Regions from separate parts of the Homo sapiens genome. Here all the other regions are linked to region 3. The links are chromatin contacts, found by Hi-C or POLR2A ChIA-PET in ENCODE. All regions are on one chromosome and are shown on one strand. The core of a region is the stretch at or near the end of the contact, and the rest is flanking DNA. Distances in the headings are between cores, read along the strand shown. Region 1 holds the start of RALB (RAS like proto-oncogene B). Region 2 holds the start of EPB41L5 (erythrocyte membrane protein band 4.1 like 5). Region 3 holds the start of DDX18 (DEAD-box helicase 18). Region 4 holds the start of TMEM185B (transmembrane protein 185B).

Evidence for each region. A loop is a pair of places that touch in the nucleus more often than their neighbours do. ChIA-PET counts read pairs that join two places held with the same protein, here RNA polymerase II (POLR2A). Pooled maps may share reads with other maps.
Region 1: a loop to region 3 is called in a map of CD8-positive, alpha-beta T cell, with 10 times the contacts of the local background. The contact joins the promoter of RALB here to the promoter of DDX18 in region 3. A Hi-C loop is called at or near these places in 3 of 168 maps with a recorded cell type or tissue (CD4-positive, alpha-beta memory T cell, CD8-positive, alpha-beta T cell and naive thymus-derived CD4-positive, alpha-beta T cell) and 12 of 50 pooled maps.
Region 2: a loop to region 3 is called in a map of CD8-positive, alpha-beta T cell, with 27 times the contacts of the local background. The contact joins the promoter of EPB41L5 here to the promoter of DDX18 in region 3. A Hi-C loop is called at or near these places in 2 of 168 maps with a recorded cell type or tissue (CD8-positive, alpha-beta T cell and ascending aorta) and 9 of 50 pooled maps.
Region 4: a loop to region 3 is called in a pooled map, with 7 times the contacts of the local background. The contact joins the promoter of TMEM185B here to the promoter of DDX18 in region 3. A Hi-C loop is called at or near these places in 1 of 168 maps with a recorded cell type or tissue (CD8-positive, alpha-beta T cell) and 6 of 50 pooled maps. POLR2A ChIA-PET finds 5 or more read pairs at or near these places in 1 of 52 experiments (GM10248).

What each region holds. Positions count from the first base shown.
Region 1 is chr2:120,250,394-120,254,356 of GRCh38, reverse strand. RALB (RAS like proto-oncogene B) reads right to left here and starts at 1,505. Exons shown (of 5, transcript NM_002881.3): 1 at 1,377-1,505. RefSeq lists an enhancer at 453-722 and a silencer at 1,223-1,812.
Region 2 is chr2:120,011,773-120,015,424 of GRCh38, reverse strand. EPB41L5 (erythrocyte membrane protein band 4.1 like 5) reads right to left here and starts at 2,348. Exons shown (of 25, transcript NM_020909.4): 1 at 2,215-2,348. It overlaps LOC107985817 (a long non-coding RNA gene), which reads right to left. Exons shown (of 4, transcript XR_001739205.2): 4 at 2,721-3,032. RefSeq lists a silencer at 2,003-2,172.
Region 3 is chr2:117,812,529-117,816,532 of GRCh38, reverse strand. It overlaps DDX18 (DEAD-box helicase 18), which reads right to left and starts at 1,842. Exons shown (of 14, transcript NM_006773.4): 1 at 1,671-1,842. The coding sequence starts at 1,755. RefSeq lists enhancers at 985-1,520, 1,596-1,645, 1,666-1,715, 1,846-1,975, 1,521-2,058 and 1 more.
Region 4 is chr2:120,220,957-120,224,959 of GRCh38, reverse strand. It overlaps TMEM185B (transmembrane protein 185B), which reads left to right and starts at 1,560. Exons shown (of 1, transcript NM_024121.3): 1 at 1,560-4,003. The coding sequence starts at 1,984. The coding sequence ends at 3,036. RefSeq lists an enhancer at 604-1,267 and silencers at 1,362-1,522, 1,242-1,611, 1,762-1,961.

The DNA.
Region 1 (3,963 bases), core at 256-2,755, 2.4 Mb before region 3:
TGGTCAGAATAAAGCAGACCGGCTGACAACTAAAGCCACGCACAAAGGATATGTCTCCCTGGCCTTCTTCTCCCCCGCTCCTATTTCGTTTAATCCTAACAATTAGGATAACTATCATCACCCTTCTACAGTTGCTGACTCTGGAGCTCAGAGGGGGAAAGATCGTGCTCCACATCACAACACCGGTAAACTCTCAGAACCTGCATCAAACCCAGGTCTTCAAACTCACCCCTCCTGTTTTTCCCAATATGCAGTGCTACCTTTCATGGTCGGCCCATTTCTGGGAACTTCGATACTGTGCTTCTATTGCTCCAGGTTTAAGGAGCATTCTGAGCCTTGACCGGTTCTGAGCTTTGACATCCAACAATCTTATGGCTCTGCTTGGAACATCAGTCATTGACACCTCTAAAAGATTCACTATCCCCTCTGATACTCCATGCCCACCATCCATCCCCAAAACTTCAGAAGAAATGAGGTTAGGAAACCAGGACAGAGCAGAAAGTGCACTGTTCTACAAGGGCTGAAGATGAGTCACAGGTAACCCAGATGAGCAATCAGCCAAGTCTCTTCCACGGCCAATTCATTCAGTCCGCCAGGCACAAGCACTTCTCTCCCGAAGACTCACCTGATAAGAACACCAAAGTTCCAACGTTTCTCGTTGGAAATGAGCACAGAGAGGACACTGCTCACACAAGCAGTGTGGACGCAGCAAGCTCCGCGCCCCGCAACCCTGCACCGAGCACGGTTAACCTCACACTCCCACAGGCGGCAAGAACCGGGACGGCGATGCCCAGTCCAGGCGCTTCCCCTTAGAAGCCCCTTCGCCGCTGGCCCCTATCAGAAAGGAAAGGGGAGGAGGCTGGGGGAGAAACAACTTTATGCTCATTTGCAAGACAGGACCAAAACAAAACCAGCAAACCGAAGCCCTTTAGGAACACCGCCCAGTTCACGGCGCGTGCAAGTTCCGAGGGCAGTTAAGTTTTTGCAACACTTCCCAGCCCTGACCCTGCCCAAGCCGCGGCCGGAGGACTGAGGAAGTGGACGGTCCCGAGCGGGAGGCCCGCGGCAGGAAGTGGAAGCAGAGCCATCTGCGGGATAGGGAAGGAACCGCGGCTACAAGGGAGAGGCGGAGGCCGCCCCCACTTCCTCAGCCCCAGGCAGCCCAGGAAGCCGAGACTCCCCCAGGGAGTCCTCCCGGAGCGGAGCGGGGCCGCTGCCGGGGCGTCGCCCTCCGCCGGCCTCGGGGCGCGACATGTCCTGCCGCCGCCCGGCCACAGCCCGGCACGGAGGGAGCAAGAGGCTGCGGGCGTGCGGCGTACCCCACTCCCCAGCCCGCGCCCCACCCCGCCCGGGGCCCGCGGGCGCCGCGCCCTTACCAGGGACCAGTCCCGCCGCCTCCGCCGTCCGCACCCGGCCCGCAGCTCTTAAACGCGCCCCGCCCCCTCCCGGGGCCGGACCCCAGCCGTCCTCCACCGATTTGTCATTGAGCTGCCGGGCTCGCTTTCCCACCCCCCGAGCGCGCCTCCGGCGTCGCCTAGGCAACCCCTCCTCTCGAGAGCGCGCCCTCGCTTCCGTTCTTGCCCTCTCCTCGGAAGCCACGCCCGTCGGGGGGCTGTCAGCCAATCCGAGGCTGATTTTCCAAGCAGCGGGCGGCCGGGGAGGAGGTTTCACCAATGAGAAGCTGCCCCAGGCACGGGGGGGCGGGCCCAGCGCGCCTGCCCCGTCCCCCTCTGTTTCTCTCTCTGCCCCTCGGACACGCAGCTGGTAACCCTGCGGCAGTGGAGGAGCTGCCCGCCGGTATTGAGGGCGGGTGCGGGTGCACAAGGTGGGGCGCCAGTTGTGGGATTCAGGCCAGGGCTAGGACGAAGTAATGGAAAGCAAAAGCGAAGGACAGACCTGATCATACAGAAACAGAAGAAAATTACGAGGTGGCGAAGAGTGCTGGAGCGCGGCGATGGGGATGCCGCCCGGGGGTCTTGGGGCGGGACTCCACCTGCCGCCACCACTCGCTTCGCTGATGACATCCCATTAGCAGTAATGGAGTTAGTGAGTGCATGGCGGAGACTGGACCCAGGCCGCCTACAAGGGCCAGAATCCCACCCCAGCCATAGCCTCGAGGCAGGAAGTGCAGTGGGCAAGCTCCCTGCCAAAGCCCAGGAACGTGTGATTTTGTATCCAGTACAGCTTCATCTCGGTGGATTTTCCTTCCTAACCACCTCCTCCTCCACAGGTTTTGTGACCGTGCTGACCCCTACGCAGACCTCATGAGAGTCACAAGCCATCGCAACTGACAGTTTAAACGTCTGCCTCTTATCTCTAAGGGAGGGAACTATCTCTTATGCAATGTGATATCCATGGCTGCTAGCACAGTGTAATTAATTCTTTCATTGTTGATCATTGTAAGTTAGGATGCATGTGTATACTATATTGGAGGCTTTGGGCCATGATTAGATTGCTATGTATCTACCAGATCCAGTCCCTCCATCAGCATCTATATCAAAAAGCACAGAAGCTTTACCTTAGTCTTAAGTGACCAACTTAACAAAAAAGTGCAATCAGAAGAATATCCTAGTGTTAGCCTACTAAGTATTCTGTTTTTACCATTCTCATTCACATTTAAAACTTTTATTGAGTGCTAATCGTATGACAGACACTTTGCTAGGTACAGTAAGGAGATGGGGTAGGAGGCTTCTCAAAGAGGAAGCTCCCTAGTATTTATAACCTAGAAGAGGAATCAGACCCAAACCTTTTCTTACGGAGTAACAGTTAAGTGCACAGGTTTGGAGTCTGGAAGCATAGGATTAAAGGAGGGCTCTACCTTGTGACTAGCAGTTACTTAATTAGGAAACTACTTCTGTGGGCTTTAGTTTCACCAGCTGCCCAATAGCAGCACCTCCATGCTATAGGTAAGAAGATGTACATGCAAGTCCACATAGAGCTCTCAGTACAGTGCTAGGAACTTGGTGAGTGCCTCAGGAATGTGAGCTTACATTAGTGATTGCCACCAGAGGCCACGATGTACAGTCAAGTGTGTGATCACCAATCTGGTACAGCCTTATCTCCCAAAGCCCATCTGTATCAAGTGTGACCGCGTGCAGCCTGGTGGAAAGGGCCTGCTGTGGTGGTACCCTTTGTCAAATGCAAGTATAGAGAGGAGAGCAGCTGCAGCAGCCTACCCAAGTGAAAAGGGTATGATAGTTGAGGGAACAGGGTCAGAAATCAGGCCACAGGCCAGGATTCTACTGTTCCCACCTGCCCCCCATCCCCTAGGACCCACAGCAGATGCAGGAGGTTTCCCCACCTTTTCTGGGGTGCTGAAGTGCCATTCCTTTGCATTGGTAACAGGATGCACAGGGCTTTCTGAGAAATGCTGCTTTCATTCTCTGCCTGCCTAGAACTCGGAGGGGTCCTACTGGGACTCCTCCAGCAGGATCATCTATTCAGATCCTGGACATGCCAGACCCTGAGCTGTGCAGTATATTCAGAGAGGAGTGGCAGGACCCTTTTGGCGGGGCTGTCTCACACAGGACACCAATAGGGGAAACGTGTCCCAACGGGAGAAGGGAACCAAGAGGCCACCAGCCTCAGCTGCCTCTAAGGTGGCTCATTCCAGGTCTCAGGGGACCTCTTGTCTGCTGAGTTTCCCTACCAGAACTCTGACTCCCAGCAGAGCCAGGGGCTTGAGCAGCAGAAATACAAGATCCCCAGCAGGACTCCTTAAGGATGCTGTAAACGACTGCTGCCATGGAAAGAGCATTCTAGACACTCCATCCTTCTAAAGTATTTATTGATTACTGTGGGAGTCTTTAGTGCTGTCTGACAAACATTTCTACTCCTCTCTTGTGAGCACTGGAAACTTCCTAGCCCTGTAGTTGGGTGGAGCCATGTGACTAGCTCTAACCGATCACTTGTGAGCAGAAATGACACATAATCATTTCTAGGCTGGAGAAATTAATTGCCAAT
Region 2 (3,652 bases), core at 1,099-3,598, 2.2 Mb before region 3:
AATCCCAGCACTTTGGGAGGCTAAGGCGGAACTGTTGGAAGCCAGGAGTTCAAGACCTGCCTGGGCAACACAGCAAGACCCCACCTAATTTTTTTTTTTTTTTTGAGTCTCGCTCTGTTGCCCAGGCTGAAGTGCAGTGGCGCGATCTGGGCTCACTGCAAGATCTGCCTCCCGGGTTTACGCCATTCTTCTGCCTCAGCCTCCCAAGTAGCTGGGACTACAGGTGCCCGCCGCTACGACCGGCTAATTTTTTGTTATTTTTTTTAGTAGAGGCGGGGTTTCACCGTGTTAGCCAGGATAGTCTCCATCTCCTGACCTCGTGATCCGCCCGCCTCGGCCTCCCAAAGTGCTGGGATTACAGGCGTGAGCCACTGCGCCTGGCCTAATTTTTTTTAATGGAAAAAAAAAATAATATGAATGGATCACTAAAAGTTGTGGGTTTTTTTTTTTTTTAATGATTGTGAAAAAAGTTTTCTCATACTCACTTTTCCCCTCCCACCTGCACTCTTCCAATTGCGCTCTTCATGTTGCAGCCACTGGATTTTTGGCAACCACAAATCTGATCCCTGTTCTAAAATCTTTAATGGCCCTGGTCCTAGATGCAGCTCCTCCTACTTGCCTGACCCATCTGTCAGCCTACTCCCCTCTGTTTGCTCTGCTCTTGTACTCTTGCTGCTCGGCCGGAGAGTCTTTTTAATTCTGGACCATTTTTCATTAGCTGTTCCACCTTTCTGGATTGCTCTTTTTCCAGTTGACCTCTCTTCCACCCGCTCCCATTTCACTGGACTAACTTCAGACTTATAGTTGAAATGTCTTATTCTCAGAAAAGCAATCTCAGACTTGTGAGTCTAAATTCGACATCTCTTTCAGTACTCTTAGCCTTTTCTTTATAACAAAGAAATTGTAATTAAATATCTGTTAATTATTATCTTTTTTACTGACTACTTCCCCCACTCACACACAAGGACAAAGACTTCGTCTGGCTTGTTCACTACTTTGGCCCAACAGCTGGCTTAACCCGCATCTCGCCTGACACACTAGAATGACACAGTGGAATTTTTGGATGGTAGGTTTATGTGGCTTCCAAAAAACAGTAGTTTCTACTCTAGTTCCTAACTAGAAGGATTTCCTTTAGAATCATAAAATGCAAATTTAAGCAATCCTATCAGAAGTTGGTTAAAAAAAGTACCCAAAACCCAAAAGTTAGTCATGAAATATGTATACTCTTACATGACTGGTGGCCACAATATGGTTGGTTAATTGCTTTTTGATAAAGCAATATAACATACAGCAAATGCCATTTAAGGTAACACTATATTTTGTCCCAGTATTCCCAATAAAGAAAATGCAAGCGAGTAATTCAACAGCAGTTACGCATATCGTTTTCGAATAATGTTAACCTATTTTCTAAAGCCTGCACAGCATATTACATGCACAAATAATCCAACAAGGTTAACTAGAGCTCAGCAACGGGTTATGTTAGAAACTGAGTTAATGCAGTTGTGGGTTACATTACAAATGTACACGGTTATGGGAATTTTCCCCGTAATTCTTTAAAAACTTTTAATATTAGTCTAAAATATTGCCAAACGTTTTAAGAGTTGGGTCTCGCTCTTAGGTAGAATTCGAGTAACCACAGACACAATTAACATTTACACACCAAAGAACCCATCATTAGCACGACAACCGTCCCGGGTGGGGGCGGGGCGGGACCTTCAGACCTCGTCTTTCATGGGAACACACCTGCCTCTCCTTTCCCAAGAGACTGAAGTTTTTCTCAAATACAGGTTAGCTCGAAAAGTCCACCAAGACAGTGACACAAACTCAGTTCGTTTTTCCCCTTCCCTTGCGACTTTTGTCTCTCCCGCTGGACGGCAGCCCAGCGGACCAGCGAGGGGTACCCGCGGCTCGGGGAGCGCGTCCGCTCGGCAAACATTAACCCGGCTGCCCCGGGCCCTCCGCCCCGGCCCGTCGCGCGGTATCGACCGAAACTCGGCGGCCCTGCCTCATTGGCCGCCGCCGCCCCTCCCTCCGGCGGGATTAATGCCCTGCCGGCCCGACGAGAGAGGGGCCGGCCGCCCTAGGGTCTGGGTGCGGCCCCCGCCCGCCTCCCCGGGGACAAGGCCGCTACCGCAGGCGCGGGCGAGGAAGGGTCCACTCGGCTAGGAGCGCAGCGGACTGTACTGCGGCGCCGCCGCCGGGCCTCGCGCTTACCTGAGCTGGGGACGGCGCAGCCCCGGCGACCAGAGCGGGGAAGAGCCGAGCAAGGCTGAGAAAGGGGCGGCTCCTCGGTAGACGCCGAGAAATGGCGCCCACAACGAGCCCACCGGCTCTAATCCCCGGAGGACCCCGACCTCCCGCCCGTCCACCCCTTAAAGCTCCCTCCCAGCTCCGCCCCCAGGGCGGAGCGCTCCGCTCTTAAACGGGCGATGACACCGCCCCGGAAATTGGCCGGCGCGGCGACTGGAGAGAAACCGGCGAGGCCGGGCCCGGCCGGGCTGGAACTAGCGCCAGCAGCCGGGCGTCCGCGGCTGGTTTAAAGGGGCGCTGCCGAAACCCAGTTCCCGCTGCGGCCCTCCGCCCGCGGAGGAGGCGCCCGTCCGCAGACAGACCCCAGTTAGTCCTATCACGAAGGAGGCTGGTGGAGCTGGCTGCTAGATTCATTCATCCATTCGTTCAAGAGATTAAATCCTTCGCAAATACTTATTGAGAGCCTGTCACGTATTTCCTCCCTTTTTCTCCTTTGTAGGGATTAAAATACATTTAAATCTCTGCTGTTAAAGTGACTTTCACTCTACTGGGGAAACAGTAAACAAATAGGTGTCACAAGGTGATTAAGTGTAAATGAGGAAAAATAAAACTGGGAAAGAGAAATAAAAGATTACTGCTTAGCAGAGTGTGGTCAGGAGGGTACTCTAACAAGGTGACATTCAGTCCGTTCATTCTACAGGTAATTGATTGAAGTGCCTACTTACTGTGAGTTCTGTGTTCTAGACACGAGATACGACAGACAACCAAGACAGACAAAAATCCTTCCCGGAGTTTACGTTATAGCAGGAATATAAACGAGACATAAAATAAACGAGATAAATTAGTGAAATTAAATACTGTCAGACATTGGTAAATGCTAAAAAGAAAAGTACAAGTAGGGAATAACCACAGGCAGTGAGGGTTTGCGATTTTACATAGCAGGTCACAATAAGAAGGTGGCATTTGGCTGGGCGCGGTGGCTCACTCCTGTAATCCCAACACTTTGGGAGGCCGAGGCGGGCGGATCACGAGGTCAGGAGATCGAGACCAGCCTGGCCAACACTGTGAAACTCCGTCTCCACTAAAAATACAAAAATTAGCTGAGCCTGGTGGCGTCCGACTGTAGTCCCAGCTACTCAGGAGGCTGAGGCAGGGGAATCGCTCGAACCCGGGAGGCGGAAGTTGCAGTGAGCCCAGATCACGCCACTGCACTCCAGCCTGGCGACAAAGCCAGACTCAGTCTCAAAAAAAAAAAAAAAGGTAGCATTTGAATGAAGACCTAGAGGAGGTGTGGGAGGAACCCTGTGGCCATCTGGGGAGAACCGAAGGGAACAGCAAGGGCAAAAGGCCCTGCAAGGGGACAGGTCTGTCTTTTCAAGGAAGTCCAGTGTGGCTAGAAGTG
Region 3 (4,004 bases), core at 593-3,092:
CTATTGTTGCCCCTGAAGATCTTCCAGTGGGACAAGATGTGGAAGCGGAAGACAGTGAAACTGAATGTGTCTGTGTCTTTACATTTTTAACAAAAAGCTTAAAAAGAAAAAAAAATAAAATAAAAATCACATAGAATAAGGACAAAAGGAAACTTTTTGTACAGCTGTATGTACAATGTGCTTGTGTTGTAAGCTAAGTGTTATTAAAGTCAAAAGGTTAAAATTTAACAAGTTTATAATGTAAAAGTTACAGCAGGCTAAGGTTAATTTAAGAATAAAAGTATTAAAAAACTCAACAGTGTAGCCCAAGTGTACAGTGTTTATAAAGTCTATAGTGTACAGTAATGTTCTAGGCCTTCACATTCACTCACCGCTCACTGACTCGCTCAGGGTAACTTCCAGTCCTGCAAACTCCATTCATGGTAAGTACTGTATACAGAGGTACCATTTTCTAAATCTCTCATGTCATAGTCTTTTTACTGTACCTTTTCTATGTTTAGATATATTTAGCCATACATACACTTACCATTGTGTTACAATTCTCTGAGTATAGTACAGTAACATGCTGTACAGGATGACAGCTTACGAGCAACAGGCTATATCATGTAGCCTGGGTGTGTAGTAGATTTAGGTTTGTGTAACTAGATAAAGTTCGCAAAACGACAAAAGCCCCTAATGACACATTTCTCACAATGTATCCCCCCTCCTGTTATGCGATGCATGACTGTACCTGAGAATGTCCTTACCAAAGGTTCCCTGTTTGTTTACTGAAAAAGATAAAACACCATCTTTTGTTCAAATTTACTTACATATGCGCTGAAAAGTAGTAATGCTGTAGTATTATTCTATAGGAATTAGAAATACAAGAGTATTTCAAAACATATTCCTAAAATTCACAAACCTATTGCCTCCTGCAGAATTTTTTTTCAATTAATGTCTGTTGAAAACCAACTGGGGCAAGGCACTGTGCCTCCAAACTTTCCCTCGGGGAGTTTGTATCTTAACCTGGACAACAGGTTAACACAATTACTTCAAGATCTGTGGCCCCACTGTCAGGACACTGGGACTGCAAATGAGGTAGGTAAGAAAGGTGACATTCAGATAAAATCCTTTTCATTTAGGTCACTGTGCGGGACACAAATACGTAGAAGCTCTGGTGAGAAAGTGCTACGAGAACGTGTGGAAGTGGGTAGAGGAAGGCAATAGTATCAAAGAAGCTCTGTGGAAACAGCCAGACGGGCTTTTGGGGAAAGAAATACGGGAATTAAATAGATGTGAAAAGTGGGTGGAAATGAGACGTTTCATGCAGCATAACCGGAAATGAGGGATGAGGTGAGGTGCGACTTGCAGGTGGTGAGGGAACCAAAAGCTAAGGTGGAAATGCAAAAGGCAGGGTTAGTCGTAAGCCTAGAAGTGAACGGGGAGTCCTCCCGCTCTAACGTTGTAAGAAGACACTGATTGCTCAGAAAGGTCAGGAGCAGCGCTGGAGCCACGCGACGAGTGGGCAGCAGCGCGGGTCCCGAGTGGAAGCTGCCTTTTCACTCTCCCCAATCACACACGCTGCAGGGGAAGCTGCCTCCGTCACACAGAGCAGCTGGGCCCCCGGCCGCCCGAACGCGCCAGGGCTCGCGCGTGGGTCTTCTGAGCCACCGCGAGTCAACGCATCTCACCCTGAAACTTTAGGTTCCGCTGCCGCAATTTGAGGTTCCGCTTCTCGATCTTCTTACGCAGGAGTTTCATCGGCAGGTGTGACATTCTGCCCAACAAGTGCCTAGAATAAGGCGCCACACAGTACAGCTACTCAGTTCTCAGGCTGACGTTACTTCCCTTCCGGCCGCACGTGCGCAGCTCGGCCAACAGGAAACGCGTCACAGGAACGCTGGCACCCGGCGGAACGAAAATGCTCCAGAGCGGAAATGCTTCCAGACGCGCGCACCGTGATATCTTTGGCGACCAAAATCTTTGCAGCGCCCCCTGGAGAAGTGGAAGCGAGACGCTGCACTGGCTTCACACTGTGCTAAAGCTAACTTGAGCTCCCCCTAGAGGAAGACTGAAGAAAGAACGTGGAGGGGAAGGAGGCCTTAGGGAGTCCGCATTTTTATGTTCCTATCCTCTGTGGGTGCAGAACTAGAGTTGGCCCTCCCTGTACCTGAATTCCCTGTCTGTGGATTCAACCAACTCCCCCATTGAAAACATTAAAAAAAAAACAATTAAAAATAATACAGTGTGATAACTACTTTCATAGCATTTAGGTTGTATAAGGTATTATAAGTCATTTAGAAATGATTTAAAGTATACAGGATGTTGTGTGTAAAATAAATGCAAATATTACACTATTGTATATAAGGGTTTTGAGTATCCTAAGATATTGGTACCCATAGAGGGTCCTGGACTCAATCCCTTGTGGATACTGAGGGACAACTGTATTTGGGAAACTGAATAGAACTAAATTATATATATGCATTTCCAAACTTGTTTGGCCACTCTCCTCAGAAATACAATTTCTGTGTCACTTGGTACACATACACACATAAATATAACATTTCTCAAAATAATATTCTTGCTTTTCACTCTTTTTCCTTCAATTCCATTCATTCCATCCTAAATTATTCTTTTTAGCTTACTAAAAATACTGATTCCTATGAATTTAAATTAACTTTACTACATTAATAATAGGTTGACTGCAGTTTGAAAAAGAGGTTTATATATTCCTTAAGTATACCCAAGGACCCTTCAGCAGTCCAGGACAGAAATTGCAATGTGGCTAGCTAATAGTCATCTCTTTTTTGGGATGGGGAGGAAGACAGGGGTATGCATATAGTATTTAATTTTTAAAAAAATTGTTATCAACATTAAAATACTTGGAGATTTCCATAAAAATTCATATTTGTCTTTAAAAATTGGCCCAATGCCCTCAAATTCCCCTTAACAGTAATCAATTTGAGCTGAACAACTGGAAGAGTCCATGAAACCTGGATTAATTTGTTTACTTGGAGGGGCAGAACATGAGACCCTGGAGATTAGACCTGATCATAGTGAGGAACAGAGAGGGAGAAAACTTGGGAGGGAGTTTAAACAGAATGTGAAGGAATTGACTTCGAAATCACATTGGATTGGACTGGAAAACTAAGACAAACAAATAATAATGTGCTTAGATTAATTTGTTAATGATCAGGCAGGCTGAAGAATGATTCAGAAATGTAAGAGCGCACACACACACGCAAACATTTATCTCAGTGTAAATATATATGCCAGTTTAAATTTATGCATATATCAGTATATATATGCATATACACATATGTATCTATTTCTATAGCTCTATGTACATACATATATATTTACCTGATTACATGTGTGAGTTTTGGGTCTGTGACTTTGAAATAGATACAACTGAAGTATATATAGAAAGTGCTCAAAATTTGTTATTTCTTTTATGTTGTAACTTAAATTTGTGGGGCTATGTTTTGGTAGTAGTAATGGAAAGGTACTCCCTTTTTTCTAGAGTGTGACTTTTTCTAGCTAGTAGTGAAGATTGGCAGTCATTTCCTCAAAACCAAAAAAACCCACATTTACGAGGTGTTTAAGACATTTAGATCAGAGAAGCCGATCCTTTCAGGTGCATGGAAATGCTTAACGTTAGGGATTGATAACCTTTTAAGAAACATAGATAAAGCTACTGATGCCAATTCTTCTGGATTTTTAGAAGAAGAATGAGAAATTATAACTTCAAATCAACTCTCAAAATTAGGGTTGAGAGTTATTTTTAACAGAGTGAATTTCCAAGGCCACATCATCAGTTACTCTAGCAAAGAAAACAATGTCATTGGGTTAGCTACTCAAAAATTACCTGTGAGGATGAGGTAACAATCACGTGCTTCTGAAAAGCCTGTTGTTCTTCACAGCTGGAGCCTATCCCAGTATCTATTCAGAATGCGTTTCAGTCTTTAAAACTTCTTGCTTGGGCTCTCCATCACAGAGGTCTCTCTCTTCAGAATATGGTCATT
Region 4 (4,003 bases), core at 311-2,810, 2.4 Mb before region 3:
TGTATTGATTCATCTAATCCTCAAAACAATCCTGTGTGCTTTTCCAAGCCCATTTCACAGATGAAGAGGTTGGATTGGTGAGGGGGTTTTCCACTTTTACAAATTTTTAGTTGACAAATCCTTCTTGGGAGAAAAGAGTACAAAAAAGACCAATGTGTAAAACAGACAGATTGGAGCAACTCTGTTTAGGGGAGGAATGGAGGGAGATAAGGCTCTCCAGAAACAAGAGGCCCTGAAGACACATCTATGAAGTCAGCCTTAAGGGCTGAGCCTGAGGACTGGTGAAGCTCACTCAGCTGGACTCCCTTCCCCAGGGCCACAGATTGCCTGTGGCTGAAGTGAAGTTGTGGAGAGCGCCTCGGGGGCTGGGACTGTCCGCCCGACACCTGGACACCCTGCTCATGCCCGCCTGGGGCAGTGCTGTGAGGGTGCGGGAGGGCCACTCCGCGGAGGCCCTGACAGGCCATGCGTTCCTCTGATGGCCTGTCCCACTTCAGAGCCCAGGACCTGCGTGACAACATCCCACAGCCACTTCAGGAAAAGAGGACTAGGAGAGACTGGTGAGGGCAGCCAGGGCTCTGCTGAGCAGTGGGACAGCGGGGAAGACAGAAATCCTCCAGGGTCTGCCCAGATGGCCAGAGGGCGAAAGGGGTGCTCCAAATCACAGACCCGCTGCAGCCTTGCCCTTAGACACCACCCAGGTCTGTCCCCCAACTTCATAGACCAGGAAACTGAGGCCCAGAGAGAAAGAGGTGAATTTGCCTAGGTTTCTCAGCTGATGGGTGGCACGGCCTGGACAAGAACCCAAATCTCTTGACCTCTGGTCCAGTACCCTTTTCCAAAGGAAAAGGAAAACATGGTTTTGCGAGAATAACACAGAGACAGGGCCAAATAAGTCAAAATGAGGACTAGACACTTGAAGGTAGGAGCCCTGTATCTGCGACGCGATTCTCTGTTAACCTGCCGGGTGACCTGGGGCAGAAAGCAACCCCCAACCCTGGTCTGGATCCAGTTTCCTCCCGAGTGGGGTCTAACACCCTCACCAGCACCTTCCACTCTGGAGTGAGAGGGACAGGTACAAGAGCGCCGCTGCCGCCTGGGATCTCTGCACAGCCACTTCGCAGGCAGCCTGAGAAACGTCCGTTGCTCCACCAGGCGGAGTTCTGCCCCGCGAGTCTTCATCCCAGGTAAGGCCCCCCCACCTCGTGCCCTGAGTCTACGCGCGGGCCTTTTCCTTTGAGCCAGGGATACACCCGCCGCCGGCCCCCACAGGTCTGCGCTCATGCACATCGCCTTGCATCCGTTCAGTTACCGGCACCCGCTCCCTCGCTCGCAAACTCCCGCACTAGCCCGGCCACCGCCTCTGCTCGCGCGCGCGGGGTGCTGGAGCCTCACCGCGGGCGCTCTAGCCCCGGGCGGGTTCCCGGGAAGCCGCGGCGAGCGCGGGGAGGCGAGGATCCCGGCAGAGATGGGTAGGGTGCCAACGCCCAGGCCCCGCCCTCTCCACCCGGCCCCGCCCCCGCAGGGCCCGCCCCGGCCGGCAGGGAGGATGTGAGCTCACTCCCGCCTCCATGTTCCCGGAGTCGCCTGGAAGCGTCCGCCCAAGGTCGCGGGCCGCTTGGGGAGTCAGCAGCGCGCCAGGCCCCTTCGGGCCCCACACGCATTAGGTGCCTTCTTGATGGGTACGGAGTGAACGCGGGCGGCGGCGGGACCGAGGCAGCGCCCAGTTTGTAACCGCCGCGCCGCCCGTGCCCGCGCGCGCCACACCCCAGCGCGCTTCCGGCCGGGCCACGTGACCGCGCGTGCACGTGTTCCGGCCTCTCCGCTTCGCCGCTCCGAACCTCCTCCTGGTCGTCCCGGCATTCGTCCACGCGGAGCCGGCTTGGGCGGGGCCCGGGAGGCGGCGGCCGGAGAAGCCGCGGAGACGCGAGCGCCGAGCGTCGCGAGGGAGCAGGCCCGGGCAGGCAAGCGGCGGCCTCCGCCATGAACCCCAGGGGCCTGTTCCAGGACTTCAACCCCAGTAAGTTTCTCATCTACACCTGCCTGCTGCTCTTCTCGGTGCTGCTGCCCCTCCGCCTGGACGGCATCATCCAATGGAGCTACTGGGCCGTCTTTGCCCCCATATGGCTGTGGAAGCTTCTAGTCGTCGCAGGCGCCTCCGTGGGCGCGGGCGTTTGGGCCCGCAACCCTCGCTACCGCACCGAGGGAGAGGCCTGTGTGGAGTTCAAAGCCATGCTGATCGCTGTGGGCATCCACCTGCTGCTGCTCATGTTCGAAGTCCTGGTCTGCGACAGGGTGGAGAGGGGCACCCACTTCTGGCTGCTGGTCTTCATGCCTCTCTTCTTCGTGTCCCCCGTGTCCGTGGCTGCCTGCGTCTGGGGCTTTCGACACGATAGGTCGCTGGAGCTGGAGATCCTGTGCTCGGTCAACATCCTGCAGTTCATCTTCATCGCCCTAAAGCTGGACAGGATTATTCACTGGCCGTGGCTGGTGGTGTTTGTGCCCCTGTGGATCCTCATGTCGTTCCTTTGCCTGGTCGTCCTCTATTACATCGTCTGGTCCCTCCTGTTCCTGCGGTCCCTGGATGTGGTTGCCGAGCAGCGGAGAACACACGTGACCATGGCTATCAGTTGGATAACGATTGTCGTGCCTCTGCTCACTTTTGAGGTCCTGCTGGTTCACAGATTGGATGGCCACAATACATTCTCCTACGTCTCCATATTTGTCCCCCTTTGGCTTTCCTTACTAACTTTAATGGCCACAACATTTAGGCGAAAGGGGGGCAATCATTGGTGGTTTGGCATTCGCAGAGACTTCTGTCAGTTTCTGCTTGAAATTTTCCCATTTTTAAGAGAATATGGGAACATTTCATATGATCTCCATCACGAAGATAGTGAAGATGCTGAAGAAACATCAGTTCCAGAAGCTCCGAAAATTGCTCCAATATTTGGAAAGAAGGCCAGAGTAGTTATAACCCAGAGCCCTGGGAAATACGTTCCCCCCCCTCCCAAGTTAAATATTGATATGCCAGATTAAACTCCTAGAGAGGACCCAGGCACACACAGACTCCACTTGGCCTTCGCCTCTTGTTCATTCATCCCAAACCTGGAAATGGAAACAGGCTTCAAACACTCGTCTCACGCCGTGTTTGAGATCACCGCCTCATCAGTATGCATCATAGATGGAGGTGGTTTCAGTATGTGGGTGTGTGTGATGTGTACCTGGGTAAGAGACTTGCTTTCCAGGTTCGCACTTTCAGGTGTAGCTGGGGGCAGTAAGTCGAATTGTTTTAGTAGGTCCTCAAAAGGAATAACCACACAGCTGTTTGTTTAAATGCTACTGTACCTATCAAAACTATTGTTTAAAAAGTATTTTTATACACTGCTAATCTAAAATTGTATTTCAGATTGTGCCTGTCATAACAATAGCAAATGTAAAAAGTTCTCTTTCCCACCACTTGTTTATAAACCTCATAGTTGATATTTTTAGTGTTCCTACTGTTAAAATACTCTCTCCTTGGGCTTTGCTGATACTGGTCTTTAATATTCTGATAGGTGAATTTTTCTAATGGAATGAACCCATGCATATATAGTATTTATATGAATATTTTAGCAGTGTAATATGTTGAATTCTAGTTCTCTGCATTACCATTATTACGTTAAAGTATTTTTTAAAGCTTAGGTGTGAAGATATGTGTCTATTGCAGATGTCCTTGAAAACTGCATAAAACAGTATGTGCCTGGTGTGGATCTTACCAAAGTACTAGGCATGAATGTAGGGACTGCAAATCCCATGGGTCTTAATATTTAGGTGTTAGTAACCAAGGTCTCTGGTAGTACCCGTTAGTAGAGGAAGAGGCCACTGCCCTTGGGAACTTGTGACAGGCTCTAGTGTGGTACCAGGCCATAAAGTGACACTGTTATTTAGCAACTTGAATTTTTCCACACAGGTAGTAACTGTGTGGAAATAAGCAACAAGTGGTTTGTCCATTTCTAAGAATCTT